Regions from separate parts of the Mus musculus genome. Here region 2 is linked to region 1. The links are chromatin loops, found by intact Hi-C in ENCODE. Cell type or tissue: left cerebral cortex. All regions are shown on one strand. Each heading gives the region's core, and the rest is flanking DNA. Links, peaks and the distances in the headings are about the cores only. Region 1 overlaps Tiam1 (T cell lymphoma invasion and metastasis 1). Region 2 overlaps Tiam1 (T cell lymphoma invasion and metastasis 1).

What was found. Peaks named below come from ENCODE experiments on the same cell type or tissue, not always from the same donor. Only the 100,000 strongest peaks of a DNase experiment are listed, where the experiment ranks them.
Region 2: it touches region 1 in a loop (2.5-fold over the local background); 2 of 42 quality-filtered maps call a loop at or near these places.

The regions. Positions count from the first base shown.
Region 1 is chr16:89,838,912-89,848,962 of GRCm38, reverse strand. It overlaps Tiam1 (T cell lymphoma invasion and metastasis 1), which reads left to right. Exons shown (of 28, transcript NM_009384.3): 13 at 5,629-5,710. Among named protein-coding and RNA genes, the nearest start is that of Gm52239, 50 kb to the right of the region's middle. In left cerebral cortex, for the core only: a CTCF peak has its summit at 4,208 (motif pointing left); DNase peaks (open chromatin) are centred at 4,198 and 7,545.
Region 2 is chr16:89,917,479-89,927,529 of GRCm38, reverse strand. The region is part of intron 2 of Tiam1 (T cell lymphoma invasion and metastasis 1); the gene reads left to right. Among named protein-coding and RNA genes, the nearest start is that of Tiam1, 38 kb to the left of the region's middle. In left cerebral cortex, for the core only: a CTCF peak has its summit at 4,885; DNase peaks (open chromatin) are centred at 4,812, 5,438, 5,991, 6,872 and 2 more places; H3K27ac peaks cover 1,499 bases.

The sequences.
Region 1 (10,051 bases), core at 838-8,837:
TCTTAGCAGAGCAGTGCATCTTTCAGTTCTAATAAACAGTGGTTTGGGGACCAAGGGCCTCTCTTGGGGAATGTTCTGGCTTCTCGGTTCTTAGTCATCTTTCTGGGGGACACAGAGCTGCTTGTCGTGGAGCTGGGGATAGAAACAGGGGAGTGACTCCCCACAGAAAGCAGAACTGGAAGTACAGCTCAGAGGTTCCTTTTGGAAAGAGGAACCACAGTGCAGAATGTCATAGGGAGTGGCATTTTAAATCAACTTCTTGAGCTATACTTCTTCTATTAGGAAACTCTCGACAACCGTAAGCGCATAACAGATACAAGTGGTTGTTTCCACTGGAAGAGTTATGATTTGGAGTGTTTCTGCCAGCCGAAAAGGTCACCCCAGATCTCTAAAGTATTATATTTTTTTTTTGAGGAAATATGGATTTTTCTCTTGTGGCAGTCTGATCATGTTATATGTTGGAAGAGGATGAAAGTGGGCCTGGTGGGGGGATGGTTCTGTGACTAAGAAAAGGACGGCTCCTGCAGAGGAACCAGCTTAAGGTTCTCAGTGCCCACATGGCGGCTCACCACCATCCACAATTGTAATTCTGGGCTATCTGATGCCCTCTTCTGGCCTCTGTAGTCACTGCACACACATGGTGCATAAATGTGCCTGCAGGCAAAACACTCATATACATAAATATTGCAAAGGGAAAAGGACATAAATGACCTCTCGACTCTTTAAGCCACTGTTGACTGTGTTGATGGAGATGGAGCTGGTCTCATTAACAGCCAGGAGCCAAGGTGTTCCTTCTGAGAATTAAATAGCCAGTTGTTTGTGTTCTGTGAACATACTCAAGGAGTCCTTTCCATGCCAAAGAAGAAAAGCCTTAGCTCAGCACTACAGTCCTCATCTGTAGCCCTAGCTGCTCAGGGGGCTGAGGCAGAAGAGTTGCATGACCTCTAGGAGTTCAAGGTTAGCTTGGAGAACAACACAGCAAGATGTTTCTTGGAAGAAAAAAAAAAATCCCATGCGTAGTGTGGTAAACATCTAAAATTCCTACACTGGGAGACTTAGGCAAGAGGATTGAGAGATAAAGCTTGGGGCTAGCCTGGGCTACAGTTTCATCTCATCTCGGTGAATAACTTGGAGTTTCATGATCAAAAAAGTCAGAGAGGTCAGGCTGATTACGCTGCAAGAAGATAGTTTAGTTTATGCCTTATAATTTGTGAATTTTACAAACAGTAAATTGCAGGGCTCATAGGCAACAAGCTTCTATTTCTTGTATATAACAGGCATGTGTGCTAATCAGGTCCTGTATATACCAGGAATGTATACTACTCGGGTCCTATACATGTCAGGCATGTGTGCTAATCTGGTCCTGTAGATACCAGGCACGTGTGCTAATCAGGCCATGGCTTTAAAATGTTTATTAGTCATATACTATTGTTATGAACAAACTTTTTTTAGATTTATTTATTTTACTATCTTATGTGTATGAATAAGACTGGAGTCACAGACAGTTGGGAGCCGCCCTGTGTGTGCTGGGAATTGAACTGGGTCCTCTTCAAAAGTATCGAGTGATCTTAACCATTGAGCCAACCCTCCAACCCTCCCCTAGTCACATATCATATTTAAGCTATGGATACGGTGTGGCTTTATCCAGTGATGACGATGGAGTGCTGGTGAGCCCAGCTCAGCCTGTTCAGGTCTATAATTGTTATTATGTATGTGCTATAGTTAAGGGGAACAACCCGTAGGTACAAAGGGACCACTGTGCTTTCTCTCACCCTTTGCAGTGGTCTCTGGCCCAGAGATCCCCAGGGAAGCAGTGACCAGGGTCGTGCTTACGTCAGCACCTCCATCTTACCAGGCTCTCTAAGCTTCTTGCGTTCTGGGCGGCTTTCGTGCCTGACGAAGCTTCTTGACCCCTTCCCAGAGTAATGCTTACAGTCACGTGAGACAGGACATACAGACAGACCTTCCCATGGCTTAGTCATAGCAAGATGCTTAGCAAAACTCAATTTTAAATGATAGGTAACATGTTATGAGCTCACGAAATTATAAAACTTAACAGTGGATGTAGTAGCTACTGCTGCTCAGAAATAGTGGCAAGTATAACTAATATCCAGAGGTATTAATAGCAACTGGGATTTGCTACTGAGATGGCTTTAGTACTCATGAGGAAGCCACGGGCACTCGTAGTGTTGTGGTCCGGGTTGCCTACGTGCACCCACGGTCAGAGAAGATGCTGGGCCGTCTTCCGTAAATGTTCTGGGTATCTTTTGCTTTCTGTTCTGAGTTCACAGGCCCCTAGAATCATCTCAGGGGTCCCTGTTCTGCAGCCCTGCTTTAGAGCATTCCTCGGGGTGTGGGGTCATGCTAAGGCAGGGCCTGTCTGGGCACAGAGTGCTTTCTGAGAGCATATTTGTTTTCTTGCTCGTTTCTGAGCAAGCAGCAGGCTACACGATATTAATAAGCCCTGCTACCTCCCTGCATGCTGGGGCACTGCTCTGCAGGAACCTGCAGGTGTCTCCAGCCATGCCCTCATATATGACTCCCACCCCAACCCCAGATACTTAATTCTGTCCCATCGATAGCAGAAAGTGAGTCCTGGACTTGGAAGATCTTGGAGAGTAATGAGTATTCATTTGTGTGAGTGAGAAGGGAGTTCTCTGAATATCTACCAATAGTCATTGTCTGCCTGCTTTGCTGATTATATTAATGTAAATGATACCCATTTGGCTATTTCTTCCTGACTAGATAGTTGTTGGAAACAGTCCATGGAATGGCCACAGACCTGGGGTTTAGTCTGTAGAGACAATAGCTTTCCAGATTTCACACTAAATGAGATCTTATTAAAGTGACAGGGGAATAAAATGTGCAGCCAAAATTGATTAATTTATTTATTCATTCATCTCGCAAATATTTACTTAGCGTTTCTGTGCCAAGAATAATCTCTGATCCTCACAGGGTATGTGCCAGAGGTGGGGGGGGGGGGGTCCTGTTTCTGGAGGAGCCTCTATTCAGGTTCGCAGAAATACATGTAAAAACCTGTCACTGGCAGCAGGTTTTCAGGCTTGGAGAAGCAAGAAGTTAGGGAGAGAGGCACGGTGCTGGCATGCTGAGGTGTGAGGTGAGTCTGGGGGTGAGGAGAACAAGATGTGAGTCTCACGTGTTTTACAGAAAAGTGTTTCAAGAAGGTGTGACATGGGTCTGGGGAGAAAGGTCAGTTGGTAACATTCCTGCCACAGAAGCCTGAGCTCTAGACTCCGGTACCCCTGTAAACGGTGGTACAGAGCCAGGCACCTCTAATCCCAGTGCAGGAGGCAGAGACAGCGGGAGCCTCAGACCTGGCTGGCTGGCCAGCCTGGCTGAATTGGCGAACTCTAGGCTCAGTAAGCGACGCCATTGATAAAATTTGAAAGAGAGAGAGAGAGAGAGAGTGTGTGTGTGTCTCAGTTCTTAACTTCTCACGCAATACAAAATGAAGACAATCTGCCTATCATTTGTGTTGTATTAGGTAGGTATCAAGTGCAATCTAAAGACAATTCAAAGCCTGTGTGACATAGCTTTTATGCAAATACCACACTGTTTCCCATAAGAGAGTTGAGCACCCATGGGTTTGGAGATTCTGGGGTCCTGGAGATCCTGAAACCAGTCCTGTGAGTTACCTAGTAATGGCAACAGCTGGCCTCTATTGTAACAGGCTCCTTGAGGTTGGTGTATGCCAAGCGCACTCTAGGACACGGGACGACTCCCTGCTGGCTAGGGTACTGTGGCTAAGAGGCCTTTGTGGCTTAGGCTGGCATGGTCAGGGGAGACGGGGAGACAGGACTAACAGCATGTGGTTAGAGCAGTGTTAAAAACTTATGATGTTTCCCCTCTGGGGCCTGGGGGAGGTGCTTCAATAGTACTTTAAACGTGGAACTTCAATATGTGTGCCACTTGCCTGTGCATAAGGTGGCCAGCTTTCAAATTCCCTAGCCCAGATCCTGTGGTTTCAGAAAACACATTTTAAGACACAGAAGTTTCCTGTATTTTTTTACTTTTTTTTTTTTTCCTTAACCTGGCCTGAGTCTCAGTCAGCACAAGAGTGAGCGTGTGGCCCCGAGGCTGGCTTATGTGACACCGAGACAGTGGACACAGTGGAGAGCAGAAATTCTGAGCAAAGTATCCCACTGGCTCTCTGCAGAGATGGTCAGAACTAACGGGTCTATGCTGTCACCTAGTGGGAAGGACTGGCTGCTACACATATTTAAAAATAAATGAGCAGGGCTCAACCCCAGCAGAGATGAACACTGTGGTATTGAGTGAGCATGGTGCTTGTCCTGCCATGTCTTGTCAGCTTTCTTTAAATAATTCCGTATTTGTAATTGTAGTGGCTATATTTTCTGATCTTTAAATCACTGAAGTCCTCTAATTGGAGAATTTAATTTTGTGAACTGAAGTGTCTAAATAAAATCATATTGAATTATGCCCCCGGACACCCAGGCTGTACGGCCAGTGTTCCTAGCTCTAACCCCTATCACATTGTGTCATAGTATACCATTAAAAAAAAAAGACCCGTGCTTTCTTCTTGACTGTATAAAATGACATCCTGAAGAGATGGGGCAGGGGTAGACGTCACCGAGGTCCGCTTCAGTGACTCAGGATGCAGTACCTATCAAATTCTATGGCTTGAGATTTATTTTCATTTCCAGATCAGTAAGAGTTTGCATTTGTCTTCAAATTTGGATTTCAGCTATAGGTTTTTTACCTAAGAAGGCTCATCCTCCTAACCTCAGGCCTCTTTGGGTTTCACACTGGGCTGGGAGTCACCATGGTGGGACACAGAGAGAGCCATATCTCTGGGGCTTGCAAGACTGCATTTAGACCCTGCCCAGCCCACCCTGGCTTTACAAACATGTTAGAATACTTTCTCACCAGCCTTAGCGCCCTGTTTGTGAAATGGACGTTGTAATTGTCCCAGGATGGAATGATAAGGCACACAGTTGAAATTCATGTCTTGTGAGTTAGCTCCAGATATATGGAACTGCACTGTCAGTTGATTTAAACATTTTCTGATGCGCGAGCTATATAATACTTTAATCTTGCATTTATACAGAAACACATTCTAGACTATGTTGGGTTTATAGATGGTTGGTTGATTTGTGTACTTACTTTTCTTTATGATTTTGTATAGTTGAGTGGCTAACCGAGAATCTCATCACACAGACAGTCTGTATCTACCAGTTGATCCTGCTGTGGATTTCCTCCTGTGGAAGTGCTGTGTGAACAGGCAGAGATGTCTAGTACTGTGCAGGCCTTCACTCAGCATATTTATAACCTCCTTTTGATTTTGACGAGTCCCCTGCCCCAGCACTAGAGGGTTTAATGATGGGGGCATTGTGTTTCAGGTCTGTGATGAATTTAGGGTGCTCTATAGAGTGATGTGCATGTGGAGAGAGCGTGGTTAGAAGCAGCCTGGTTTTCTAAGCTTAGCTGAGCGTGGTGCTGAGAACTGAAGGTTTTTCACTCAATAAAAACACTGATGTAGCATGAATTTTTGTTCAAGTATCAATTATGAAAAAGCAAATTTACAAAATGCTGATCTGTCGTATTTGCGATGGGCCCCTCACTCGCCCCCCTCTCTCTGATTTGCAGCTTTACAAAGAAATTGAAATCTGTCCAAAAGTCACCCAGAATATCCACATTGAGAAGTCAGACGCGGCCGCTGATAATTACGGTAGGTTTTTATTTGTCTTTGGTCTTGGGTGTTTGTGTTTCCAGTTAAAGCATTTCATCTGTAAACAGAACTGAGCATATTTACAATTCAATAAGAAGCCCTTGGGGCCTGTTTTAAACACACATCTGGCTCCTGTGCCATGAAGTGCAGCTGAGCTATGAGAGACGCTCAACCCGGGCATGGGGGGCATGGGGGGCATGGGGGGCATGGGGAGGAAAGCCTCTGGCCTTCAGTCTCTTAACTTGAATCAGTGGGATTCTGCTGTCCTAAGGGGCAGACAGAGGGGCCACAGAGATTACTCAGTGGTTAGAGCACTTGCTGCTCTTAGAGGAACCAAATCGGATGCGAGCACCTTGAGGGGCTTACGGCTGCTTTGAACACCAGCTTCAGGCTATCCAGCACCTTCTTCTGGCTTCTGTGGTATCTGCAGTTCTGAGTCTCTCTCTCTCTCTCTCTCTCTCTCTCTCTCTCTCTCTTCTGTGGTGTCTGCACTTCTGAGTCTCTCTCTCTCGATCTCTCTCTCTCTCTCTTTCTCTCTCTCTCTTTCTCTCTCTCTTTCTCTCTCTCTTTCTCTCTCTCTCTCTTCTGTGATGTCTGCACTTCTGAGTCTCTCTCTCTCTCTCTCTCTCTCTCTCTCTCTCTCTCTCTCACACACACACACACACACAGAGTGGGGGAATGGTTGGGAGTGAATAGAGAGATAGATAAATTTTTTTAGAAGAAAGACATAGTGGGGATGGATTATTTTATTTTCTGTTGTGCCTGACGATGAAGGAAATATCCATTTCCTTATGTTGCCCTCTCTACCTTTCTCCACAAGGAAAGTTAAAAGGACTTGCTTTGTTGATGTGTAGTGGTACAGGTCTTTCAAAAACAAACAAACAAACAAACGAACAAAACAACCCCTGCCCCCCATACACACAGACCTGCCTGCTGTCATACTTTCCTATATGGCTGTCTACACTCTGCTATCATTACTGATATCGTTAGACTGCTGTTCGATTAAGCAGTAAAGGAATTATCCCTTGAGCTCAGGAACTGGGGATCTGGCGAGTGCTATGTTAGGAGAGGTAAGGGTCATTGGAGCCCAGAGCCCACAGCTGCCATTTCCCTCTCACACTCTCCTGGCTCAGACTGTTATTTGTTGTCATTTCTCCAGAGCCAGGCCTGGGGCAGCTGTCACCGGAGATGAGCCTGTGGCTTTTTTGCAGGGGGGAAACGGAGGAAGCAGTGAATCAGGTCCTACTCAGTGACAGACAGTGACAGCTCTCAGCAAATCACAGAGTCACCTACTTACAAAGGTGTTGATGTGCGTGGACCTACTGTGTGCTGGAGCTTACATTTCCTGGTGAAATGTCAAGACCACTGCTCACATGTATTAGAGATCTTTCTCTGAATGCAGTGGTTAACCTTTTAAGTGTTTGGAAACCCCCAAAGCCCTCACAAGGCAGCTGGTATCATGTTCCCTCCTCATCTCCTGCTGTGGGCAAATATCATCGTCTCAAAACGCTCATTAGAGAATTGTGGCCTAATGAATAGAACCCAATTTTGTCTCTCTGGCCACTTCTGGTATACCTTCACGCCGTTTACTGTTTGACCCTCCCCCGCCCCCAACCAAACATATCAGGAAGCCTGGAGGACATCCTTAGTGGCAGAGAATTAATGTTTATAAAGGGCTTGATATGCAACAGAAGTGTGGCCTCCGTGACGAAAGCCATAATTGGTGGCACTGGCATAAACAAGCACCGGCCCTGCTTCTACTTAATGTCTGTCGAGTGGGAGTCAGCCAGTGAGAATCTAGAAAAGTGAGTTCCCACGCTCTGAGACTCTTGGTCTACGACTGAGTGATCTGAGGAACTTAGAAACAGGCACTTGGCACCAAAACACCCCACACGCCTCCATTTTCCTCAGGGGACGAATTATAAGATGTTCCACAAGGGCCTAAAGTTAGAGATAGCACAGAGCTAGCTCTATGCCCTGTTCGTTCTTTTTCTCTACACAGGCATACCAATCATAAAGTTCAATAATAAATAAAAAAATCCGTGTGTGCATTTAGCCTCTGTGTTCATCTGTGTACCATGTGCATGCCCGGTGCAACCGATTGGAGGCCTGAAGAGGGTACTGCAATTAGAGATGATTGTGAGCCACCATGTGCATACTGAGAACCGAACCTGGATCCTCTGGAAACGTAGCCAAGTGCTCTTAACCACTGAGCCGCCTCTCCAACCCCTGATAAAGTTTAACATGTCAGGTGGACACATTGAGAGACTAGCAGCAATGGGTCATTATAGAGAACAGTTGCAAGAATGTTTTACGATTAGAGTTGAGAATGGGGCATGATAGCCACAGAGGGTGAAGCTATCTACGGGCACGGGTACAGGCGCTGTGTGCTTCAGAGATGTTTGAGGGGCTCAGGTTGACACAAAGCTGTTTGGTTTGCCTCGGTTTGAGCTTTGGGGCCACCAGTACTTTCACGTAGCTCACACTCCATTGCTTGGCCGCACCAAACTGATGGAAGAGGTTCTCAGGGGTTGGGGGGCCCAACCACTTGGTGTCGGTCCCTGAGCCTCACTCTGGAAAACCCTGCTGCATGACGGTGACCTCAGCTAAGCCAGTGTTTGGGCTCTTGTCGGCAGCAGCGCATTGGCAGGAAAGAATAGTCCCTGTTGTAGTTACTTTTCTGGTTGCTGTTAGGAAATAACTCTGGCAAAAGCAACCCAAAGGGAAGAGGGATTTCAGCTCACAGCTTGAGGGTGTGGTCCATCATGGGAGAGGGGGTAGGGTGGGGGAGGGGAGTCCTGGCTGCAGGGGTCTGAGGAAGCTGGTGCAGTTTATTCCAAGTTAGGAAGCAGAGATGATCACATTCAGCCTCCTCCTCATGCCATTCGTAAGCTAAGCCCAGAGGACGCTGCCACCTCCCCACCCCCTTTAGTTTGGGTCTGCCAACTTTGATGAACTCAGTCATAGGCTTGTCTCTGAGGTGATTTTAGCTCTTGCTAAAAATCCTGGATGGTTCGATAGCCTCTGACCTTAGAAACTCCCTTGGCATCTCGTGCAGACCCAGCCAGTCCAAACCAGCCTGAGGTAGCTTTCCTTTATATGAGCCCACATATATGCAGGCTCTTAGTACACACTGACACAGGACATCTCAACAGTATCAAGTGCTGCTTTCTATTTTAGGGTGCAAAAGATGATCTAATAGCTCAACTGGCTGAATAAATTTTCAAACAGTAACAGATGGGCCGGGCGGTGGTAAGCCCATGCTCTTAATCCCAGAACACAAGAGGCAGAGGTAGGCGGATCTCCGAGTTCAAGGACAGCCAGGACTACACAGAGAAAGAACAAAATAAAACAGAAAGAGCAAACCCTTGGGAGTTTCTCTCTCCAGCCCACCCCTTAGGTGGCACTCAGGGCTTATTGTAGAGTTAGCTCAGGTTACACAATATTTAGACTAACCATTCCTATGCTGTCTCTGAGGGAAGTGTGCACAGGTCAACTCTAGCTTTCCCTTGTCCCAGGGTACTTCTGATGATATTTTAGCACTTAGTATTTTAGTAGTAGTTGTAGTCGTAGTATATACACATGCACCATATGGTATATGTAAAATATAGAATATACATTTAGTAAATACACTATTTACTAAAATACTTAGTATTTTAGCTGTGATGTCATCCTCATGGTGTGGAGTCTGTACTTACGCAGCTATTTTATCCCGGGCCTAGTTTTGAATTCTCCATTGCATATTATGTTGTGGATTTCCTTTGGCCATGGGTGTCAGTATGAGGGATTTCCTGGTAGTTCATCAAATCACCAGATGGTCTAGTCTCTTCCCATGGTCTTAATTACTTCCTTTTCTAGGTCCCTAGGCCACATATCACTCATAACACCTTCCTGCTCTTACAATGGCAGCCTCCTAATTGTTGGCTACCTTAGTTTGATATTGAATCCTTCTGCTCCTGTTGGCAATCATTTTGGCCTTTGTTAAAGTTCGCTGAGATTGGAGTGTTTCTGTTGCACTGAAAACCTTTGTTGAGTGGCCGTAAGAGCATCGCGTTCTTCGTTCAGCTAGAAGTAGTGTTTCCCTTTACACTTGTTGATGTAGGAGACAGTTACACAGATCTCAATGCCGTGCCTGTGTTGCACTGTGGTGCAGGCTCCGGGGAGAGGCTCCCCTCTCGGCCCTGTTGCTACACGTTAGTCCTGTGGGATACTGTGTAAAGTCCCGTCATCCTTGCATGGTCTTTGGAAAGGAAGTTGTGCCCATGGTCCTTTTGTTTACTCTGTTCTTGAGTGTTTCTCATGTCTCTGTCGTGTAGCCAAGTACCTGGTGCAGGATTTCAC
Region 2 (10,051 bases), core at 1,469-9,468, 78 kb before region 1:
CATTGAGCTCTGACATTTCCAAGTTAGTCTGAAGTTTGTAAGAAGGTTGGGAAGAGGGCCTTTTCTTCGCTGTAGCCAGTGACTGCAGGAGCAGCTTCCACAGCCACCCAGGGGCTGGACTGTGAGCAGCAGGTCAGTGTTCTGCCAGCACTTTTGCCAGACTGCAGGTCCTAGGGTGGAGCTACAGCTCTCTTCACCCCTGTTGTCATCGTAGTGACTTTAACTAGGACCTGCCCTTTCAGAGCTATCACCCTTAAAAACAACACAGTAAGTCAGTTCTCCACTTGTCACTGCCACTTGTCACTGCAAAGACAGCTATGATGTGTACTCCAGGGGAGTCACGGCTGAAGGCGGAAGGCAGGCCAGCACTACAGGACAGCCTCCTAAGGCTCTGACCTCTCACACCTAAGATCATTGATTGGATTATGTGGACAACATGATCATCGAATCCCGTTCGTGTTCTCCCAGCCTCGTATGTATTGCACCTAGATCAAAGGAGTAGGCAACCGGGTGCTTTTGTATTTAATTACCTAAAACAGAGTTCCTATCTGGGCTCCATCTCTCTGCAGTGCAGTCCCAACAGTGTCCATATACAGTATCCTCCCTCTGTCCCACAGCTACAGGGATGGCTTAAAGAAAGGTAGAAAAGTCGGGCGGTGGTGGCTCACGCCTTTAATCCCAGCACTCGGGAGGCAGAGGCAGGCAGATTTCTGAGTTCGAGGCCAGCCTGGTCTACAAAGTGAGTGCCAGGACAGCCAGGACTACACAGAGAAACCCTGTCTCAAAAAAAACACCCCCTGCCCCCCCAAAAAAAGAAAAAAGAAAAAGAAAAGAAAGGTAGAAAAGAAAGACAAATAGAACCCAGGGTTTTTGAGGCATAATTTTAACTCTTTAATAATCTGGCTCCTGTAAACTAGGCCCTATGTAAACATACTGTGGGCTCCCAGGCCTGGACATGTATTCTGGGTCCTTCCAGACTGACCCATGACAGTGATCTTTGCCTTGGAGTTGGTACGTGCCCCTCCCTCCCCAGGTCTAGGCAGTTGGCACACAGTGTCTCTGGTATAATAGCTGTTGTGATTGCTCACCAGAACTGATGACATCCTGTCATTTTACTCCTAGTTCAAGATCGCTTTGAAATTCCCCATTCAGGTCCGTTCTGTCTGTCACTTCATGCATAACTGGGGCAGGGTGGGGTAGTGCCTACAAAGAGCCTGATTTTGGATATTGGCTCTCTGAGTCAGCTCAACAGCAAATCCATTTCACCAGCGGCGTCTGCTTACCCTGAGGTCCCTTAGAATTTGATTTTGTCCCTTAAAAGTGTAAGGTTTTAGATGTAAACACTACAAAATTGTATTAAGTCTTATTTGTTTGTTTCTGTGTATGTGTGCATGCCGTGTGTATGTATGTGCTGTGTGTATGTATGTATTGTGTGTGTATGTGTGTGCTGTGTGCATGTGTGTGTGTGCCAAGTATATATATATGTGCTGTGTGTATGTGTGTGTGTGTATGTGTGTCTATGCATGCATGTGTGTGTGCCATGTATATGTATGTGCTGTGTGTATGTGTGTGTGTGCTGTGTGTGTGTGTGTGTGCGCACTGTGCATAAGTGGGCGTGCTATGTGTAGGGGGGTGTGGGAAGGGTCGATGACAGGTCCCTGGAGCTGGAGTTATTGGCAGCTGTGAGTCACTTGACTCAGGTGCTAGCATATGAACTTGGGAGCAAGAGCAGCAATTCCTTTTAAACACTGAGCCATCTCTCCAGCCCCTAAAATTGCATGTTAATATAATTATGACTCATACATGTATATAGAAATATTTGTGTTTAACAAATCTGATTCGCTTTATATCTCTCCGACAAGCCCTTTATGTATATGTGTGCATACTACATATGTTTGTGAGTAAGCCCAGGTGAATGTATGCTATAGCATGTGTGAAGGTCCTTTCTTCTGGCCATCTACCTTGATAGAAGCACACTTTGGGGTTTTCTGGTATGTACATGAGGCTAGCTAATCCTTAGCTTCTGGGTTCTCCCCATTTTCTGCCTCTCCTCTTCTTCAGCACTCCCAAGAGTGCTGGAATTATAGATTCTCACGACATGTTTTTTTCTGGGATTTGAACTCAGGTCCTCAGGCGCACTTGGCGTGTGCTTTTCCATGAACTGTCTCGCTCCTTTCCCGACAAGTTCTTGGGCAGTAATAATATCTTCCGCTGGCTGTATTCGTTCCAAGATACGACAATTTTGTTTCTTATTTGGAAGATAAGCCATCAACAGCTACTTTTAGGCAACAACAGTTTGCAAAATATTAAGTGAAGATGGGACTGTAGAGACCTCCCTTGAAGAGCTGGCGGCTCCTCTCGCAGAGCCGTGTATGTGGGCCGTCGTGGATCATCACGGAGGACGTTGCTCGTCCTGTAATTGTCAGGTGTCTGTCTTTGCCATCCTTGTCAGGGGGCCCTGTGCGTTCAGCGACGGCCACAAGGAGCAAGGGGAGGATGAATTCAGGTGTGGATTGCAGAGAGCACTTTTCATGCTTGAAGCATGGCTCAAACACCCGAGCCTCTGCTGCCCGATAATGCCAGGAAAACCCAGCTTCCTCTCCAGTGCCACTGACCGCCAAGGCTCAGGTCCTGCCTGCCCAGTGTGCTCTTCCCTGGCTCTTCTCTTACTCACTCTGTCCCCATTTTATCATAGAGGGGACCGAGGCTTGGCAGGATGAAGAAACTCTCTCCCGTTGCTTGGGTATGAAGTAGCAGGCGTAGAATCCCTGGGCCGTGGGCCAAGCCCCTCCTCTCCGCCTTGCAGCTCACGGCTGTGGTGATGCACTTGAGCTTGAGAGCCTGGGAACAGGTCCTGGTTTTGACACATGTTGCTGGGTGTCTTTCCCATTGCCCAAGACCCGTTCATTATCTGTTTCAGATTTCATTTGGAGATTAATAATTAACCCCTAAGGGCTTTTCCCATTGTGTCAAGTTCAAACAAAAAGAAGCTGACCGACTCTCATTATAAATGGGACATACGTAACAAACAGCGCTGCGCTGCGCCCCAACAAGAAATAACAGCTGCCAGGCCTTCCATTTGTCTCATGGAAGCCTGGGCCGGTGGCAGCAGCTAAGTCTCATGCCGGTGTCCCAGACCTCTCATGCCAGAACAGGGTGGTGGAGTGGATGCCAGGCCAGACTTACTACCTAGAAACAGGGCTGTGATTTCCCTCATCCCAAGAGGTCTTGGAGAAGGTGCATTTTTTTTAACTGAGTCCCAGAAAGAGATATTAAAGTCTTTTAAAGATTTAAATATGCATATCACATCCCAAAGTATTTTCGAACAGTTCACTGGTGTGTCTTCAAGAATCTTGGATGCATTATGTTAAAGACAAAGCAAAATAATAGACCCGTAATTAGAAATTTTGGTTCACAGCCATTGATGATCCCCTCCCCCCTTAATTACTGAGGGACCGGTGATGTCATTTAGTGCTCCGTCTCTTCCGATAGTGCATATAAGGCCCTGGGTTTAATCTGCATCCACGCAAGGAAAGATTTACAAACATACCTAATGGGAGGGAACTCTTGCGGCTGTGTGTTAGTGCGAGCAGGAGGAATCGTTGCTGCTGGAACCTGTGTGTCCCGTGCTGTTGACTCTGCCTTATTCCTCAATACATGTGTGAGACACGGTGAGGTATCTCTCTCTCTCTCTCTCTCTCTCTCTCTCTCTCTCTCTTTCTCTCTCTCTCTGCCCCCTTTTTACCTGGGTGGTGACAAAGGACTTGGGATGATAGAGGTCTCCATAGCACTCCTTTTCAAGGCACCCACCCCATCCCTTCTTCTCCTTGCCTCCCTCCTGGGAGTCTGCCATTCGGTTTATCCCGTGAGTAAGTGGAGCTGGAGCCAAGGACAAACTCCTCAGATGTCACTGCCATCTTCCTCACGGCCTGCGTGGTGCTTTTATGGCTGATGGAGAAGATTCGGATGAGAAGAGATAGAACCTTGGAGCAGGAAGATTCCCAGGTGAGGGTGTCTCTGGCAGTGACATCAGTGCTTGGAACAGCCAGCGAGGCAGCCAGCTTGAGAGCTTGATTAAGGCAGGGAGGCGTACTATGAGCAGGCCCATTTTGTTAAAGGTTGTTTCCCACAGTGGGAAGCAATGAAACACTCACTTTCGGCTGCATGTCAGTATGTTCTAAAAAAGTCTTTAAGATGAAGAAAGTCAGTGGGGGTTGGGGGGCGTGGAAGGGGTCTGAGTCTCCTCTTGTCGCCTGCTGGGTTTGAAGAGCTTAACTTTGACCATAGGCAGTGTCTCTCTGGAAGCCCTGGTAAGCCCTTCTGTGCAGATAAATGACCATATCAGAAGCTGAAGGACGTGGGCCTGGATCCAAAGACAAGTGAGCCACTCCTGTGTCCCCAGACAGCAGGTATACCTTCATGCCTGTAAGTGGGGTAGGTGTGAAGCGCTTACCTGGTCCCAGGTTGCTATGGTGATTAACTGATCATGTGTGTGTGTGTGTGTGTTTGTTTGTTTATGTTTATGCGTGTATATGTGCATATAATTGTTCACACACATATACACACACTTCTTAAATTATGAAGCACCTTGCATATTTTATTCATGTTCTCTAGCTATTTTTACTCTCCTGTGATATTCACAGCATACAGCTGTCTGTAGTAACCATTTACATACACATATGGCTCCATGCTGTTAAGTGCATTCCTGTTTACATAAGCCTGGCCATCCAACTCCAGGGCTGTCTCACTTTCTTAGGCTGACCTCTAAACATCGCTGCACAACCTTCCTTCTGGTCCCCACTTCCCCTCGCCACCTTTACATCCGCCATTCCACTTTCTGTAGCACACAGTGCCTTCAGGCGTCTGCCCTGTCTTTACACACAGTGAACAGAGATGGCGCTCTGTTCCTTTTCTTGGCTCACTGATCCCGGCACGGTACTTTTAGCACATGGCATTGCGCTGGATGAGACTGCACAACCCACCAAGTGTTGTTACTCTGTGTCATTAGTATGAGCTGGAGCAGGGCTATCAGGGTACCAGTGTGTGTGTGTGTGTGTGTGTGTGTGTGTGTGTGTGTGTGTGTGCGCGGTGTAGGCCAGAAGTCAGTATCACATGTCTTCCCTGATTATTGCTTTTAACCTCTTCCTTAGAGACAGTATGTATCGTTGAACTTGGAACTTACAACTCATCTAGCCTGGCTGGCCAGCCCCAGGGATCCTCTTGTTTGTGTCTCCTCACTGCTAGGATTACACGGCCATGCTGCCATTTCTAGCTTCCCTGTGGGTACTGGGAGGTCCACACTCAGGTCCTCGGGCTTGTGCAGTGAACGCTGTACCACAGAGCCACCTCCTCAGCCCCGTGGAGTGTAGGAGACGTAAGCGAGGGTCTGTTCCAGCTTCAGTTGGAACCGAAGCTGGTTTTGAACATCAAGGCTGCCATTGACACATAGATAATGCTTTGTTTTGTGTTAAAATGCACCTCGAGGCAATATTGGCATGTTGTGTAACACATGCGTGGTGTGTAACACATGCGTGGTGTGTATGCAGGCAGGGATTTAAGGTTTTGCATTTTTCTCCCCCATCGGTGGTAGAGTTCTCTCCTTTCACTCTAGAGATCCCGAAGATGGAGCTCGCCTGGCTTTGTGGCAAGCCCCTTTACCTACTGAACCGCCCCGCTCCTCCCTCCGTGGACGGAGCAGGCAGATCGCTCCTCCCTCCGTGGACGGAGCAGGCAGATCGAGTTGGGATCGGAGTGGGATTGGGTTGAGTTGAGTGAAGACCGCGGCCTGAGAACAGTCGTCGAAGGGACTTTTTAAGACGGAGAATGACATCAGGGTCTTATTTACCTTCATGGGAAACGGAACTGAGCTGGGTGGCACGGCACAGATGGTACATTGTTCCTGCAAGTGTGAGGACAGGGAGAGAAACAGATCCAAACAGGAGGCTCCGGAGCTGGCACCCAGGCGCCAGCATTGGCTCAGGCCTCCCCCAGCCCAGCCTCCCTGCGCTTGCGGGAACGCGGCATCGCAGAAGCAGGAGGCTGCTGTTATTTTGATCACCAGGCTCTGTTTAGTGAATACACTTGATTAATCCCCTCCTTCTCCTCATGGATGCTATTTTGAGTGGAAAATCACTACTGGAAAAACAAATCCCTACATTGATTATGTACAGCATGCGCCCCCTCCCCCTTACATGCCAGTTGGAGTCTCTCTCAAAAGCCCCTATTCTAAGGCTTAATCTCCAGCCTGTCACTTTTGGGAACCTTTTAAGGTTACGGGCACCGGTGGAAAGATTATGGGCTGTGTCTTGTGAGGATTTGGGGACCTCGTCTTTTCCCTGTTTCATCTCTCTTTCCACTCTCTGTCTGTGGAGTGACTTTGCATCCAGCAGGAGCCCCCTCACCAGCAGACCACAGACTAGAGCCTCCAAAGCATAAACCATAACTGATTTCCTGAGATACTCGCTACACCACACCCACTGGGCTGTGGAGCCTAATGGTTAGAGGCACTCCATTGTATTTCAAAGAATCTGAAGCCACAGAGAGGTTGGCTGGTTTGTACCCAGTTAACAAGTTCTCTCAGCTCTCAAGAAAAGGAACATGGCTTACCCACCTGTGGTGTGTGTTCCTTCATGTGGCACATGGAAAAGCAGTGTTAGGAGGCAGTCTTAAGCCCGAGTGCTTAGCCTGTGTTCTCCGAAGGTGGGCATTTTCAGAAAGGGCTATGCTTAGGCCATGGAGGGCACCCCCCTCCTCCCCAGCCTTCTCAGGACTGGTTTGGTTTAAATGGGGACTTGTCAGTTCTTCCTAGCTGGGAGGAAATGCTTTCTCAGCATGGTGCATTAGTCATGAGCAGGGTGTAGGAGGGGGTTGAACAATCAGCCCGACCCTCCTCCCCGTGGATGGGCTTTCAGGCTCAACTCCCAGCCCCAGCTGGGTTGGAATTGAGGACTTGCTGGGGACACCCCCACACACTCTCCCCGCTGTGCACTTGAAGTCTTGGATCACGAGTGGGAGAGGTTAGCGATTTCAAGGCTGGCATCAAGTACCGCCAGCCTGGAGCTCAGGGAACCATGGCCTCCGCAGCTTGCACGTGTGTCATAGGGCAGCTGGGTGAAGGGTCACGCGAAGGGCACTGAGGTGCCAAGTGCCCAACTGTGTGCTCCGAGTCTGTGCTTCCGGCCCCCAGTGCTGTTTTCCACCATCCTGAGAAAGAGCTGGAAGGTGTTGGCTTGAGTAGAAACCTGGGATCCCAGCAACCCAGGATGACAAGCTCCCTTGAGTACAAGAAGCACCAGCCAGCTACTCACTGTGAACACTCTATGGGGACAGACTGCTTAGAATGTCTTCATTTGGCAGATACTGACGCTGTCCCTCATGCCATGGAGAAAAGGAAAGTCAGTTGCTTGTCGGCTTATTGACTCTGGTGTCTGGTTGTTTGGTCAAATCAGTAGTTCCCATCCTTGGCTTGTGTGGACAGTAGTGGGGTATTACGGGTATATGTAATATAAGTGGACATGTCCCGTTGACCACTATGACAGAAAGTAGTGAGCTATTCCCTCACAGAACTTGTAATCCTAACACACACACACACACACAAACACACACACACACACACACACACACACACACACACACAATTTAAAGATAAGCTCTAATGTAGCCCGGGATAGCCTTGAACTTGATTTGTAGCTCAGGGTGACACAGAATTTCTGATCCTTTTGCCTCTACCGCCCATGTCCACTTCATGAGTTGCTAGGACTTGACCCCAGCACTTTTCGCAATGTTGTAACTCAGTTTGGCCTTGAATTTGCCATCCTCCTGACTCCATCTCCCAAGAGTTGGGACTACAGGTGTAATGTAAGCCACCAGACCTGATCAGAAGAGAGGATTAAGATAAATAATCAAATAATTGATAATTATGGGACTCTAGAGGAGAAAAGGGGCTGGAGACATCTCGGTAGATCAGAGCCTTGCAGCGCTGTCAATCAAACTCTGTATTGTAACATGTGAACATTGTAACATCCCACTACTCTACATGCATTTTATTTGGAGGAAAGATAGGCATTCCTTCTTTCAAAAAACTCACGTATATTTAAAGTTTTATTCCAGTATCCATCCCTCCACTCTTCTCTCCATGAGCTCCCGGAGAAATCTGTGAGTGTGTCCTCAGAAGTCTCCCCTCTGCTGCTTGTGCAAGAAACATTTGCATCCTAGCTGGTGGGGCAGGGACTGAAGCGGCTGCATGTGTAACCTTGTCTCGAATGGCATTAGTTCAGTTTATACGTGGTGAGGTCGATGGGACAGGAGAGTAATAGAGATTAAAGCTAGGGGGCTCAGGGTGGGATAGGAGCAGAAGGGATGGGGTAGATACGGAGCGGGTAGCTCAAGGACCTTGTGGGAGAAGCAGGGGCTGGGGAAGGAGGAGGAGGAAAGACAGATGCGAGCTCCCAGGAAACTCCCGCAAAGTACCAAGGGAGTGTGCTTTCAGCGTGTAGCCCCGAGTCCGCTTCAGTTAGACCTGTGAGGGAAAGGGCTTCATCAAATGGCGTCTCGCCCCCGTTTCTGAACCCAGAAGTCTGCTTGCCTTTACAAGTCGCCTTGCTCAGCAGAATTTTGAGTATGGGCGTTCCTAACGATCTGTGGTGTGTGTGCTTAGAAACACCAGCAGGAGCTCCCATGAGGTGTTCCACAGGAGAGAAGGAGGGACCTGCTGGAGACAGGTAGCTGGGAGTCTGAAGGTCCGAGGCCAGTCTCAGAGAGAGAAGAGTACCCTCTATTGAGTTGGTGGGGGAAGAAGGGCAGAGCGCAGGGCTGGAGAAAGGGGAACAACCATGGAGAAGCCTGCAGTCCTAAGGAAGGGAGGCATAGTTTGGAGGGATGCAGATCAGCCGAGCCAGGTGCCACCTGAGGCTGCGGCCACACGGGGCGAGGAGACTTCCTTCTGTTAGTAATGGCTTCCTGAGACGGGATTTTTCTGTGGAAGATGAGCACTGCACAGCCCCAGACGCCCAACTCTGAGGATAGAAATTCTGCTTATATCAACAAACTTTTTCTTCTGGAAGTGATTTTTTTTTAAAATTATTTTCTGTTGTTCACTGTTGTTAACCTTTATTTTTCTAGATCGATGGCTGAAATTTCTTAATTACTTCCCCCTAAAACACATCTGAAATTAGCCACACAGTAAAATGCAGTGTGCCTAGAAGCAGGCTTTCAGCCTGTCACCTCCAGACTGGTCATGAAGCCCATGTTGTGTGGTAGGCAGGCAGACACGGGTCTTTCTGTTGTGTTTCTACTGTCTGCATAGGAGATTGTTTTATTACCTACCAGAGATCAGATATTTATCACTATATTTGATGTGAACACACATACACGATTTAATGGTCCCCGGTGAGAGCCGGGGTTTTTCAGAAACCTTAGGTTTTCAGTGCCTATCCCCAGGAAAGGTAGTGTGTTCAGAACCTTAGGATCAGGGAGAGCTGGCCTTTCTCTGATGCTGCTTCCTCTTAAGTGTACATATAAAGTTTAGACCTTCCCTCTGAGAATGAAAAGCTCCCCAGTAAGTAAGAAAACAGAACTTAAGGCTCAGAACTGTCCCTTAACATAACTAACTACCCTAGAGGTCTGATGGCCTCTTCTGACCTCCATGGCACGAAGTATACACATTGCATGCTCGTGTGTGCACACACGCACACACTCAGTTTTGCGTTTGTGTTTACAACTCTAAGGATTTCCCGTTGGTTTTCGCATCCTGAGAATGTGCATAGTATATTAGAACAGTATCTCAGGTGTGGAATCAGGACGCGGTAACACACGCTGGTACCGATTGGGGCGGGCTTGCTTAGGAGTTTTATTGAGTAGGATGTACATGGTGTGCCTTCTGTATCACTGCCGTGGGGGCTGCTGAGCGCCGATTCTCCTAAGCCAGGCCTGGCATCGGCCTCGCTCGCTGTGTGGTCCTGTTATTACTTGGCAATAAATGTCAGCTTTTTGAGCCAGTAGCTGTCACAGGAGACACAGATTTTCCATATGATTCTGTGTACTGGTTTTTCTG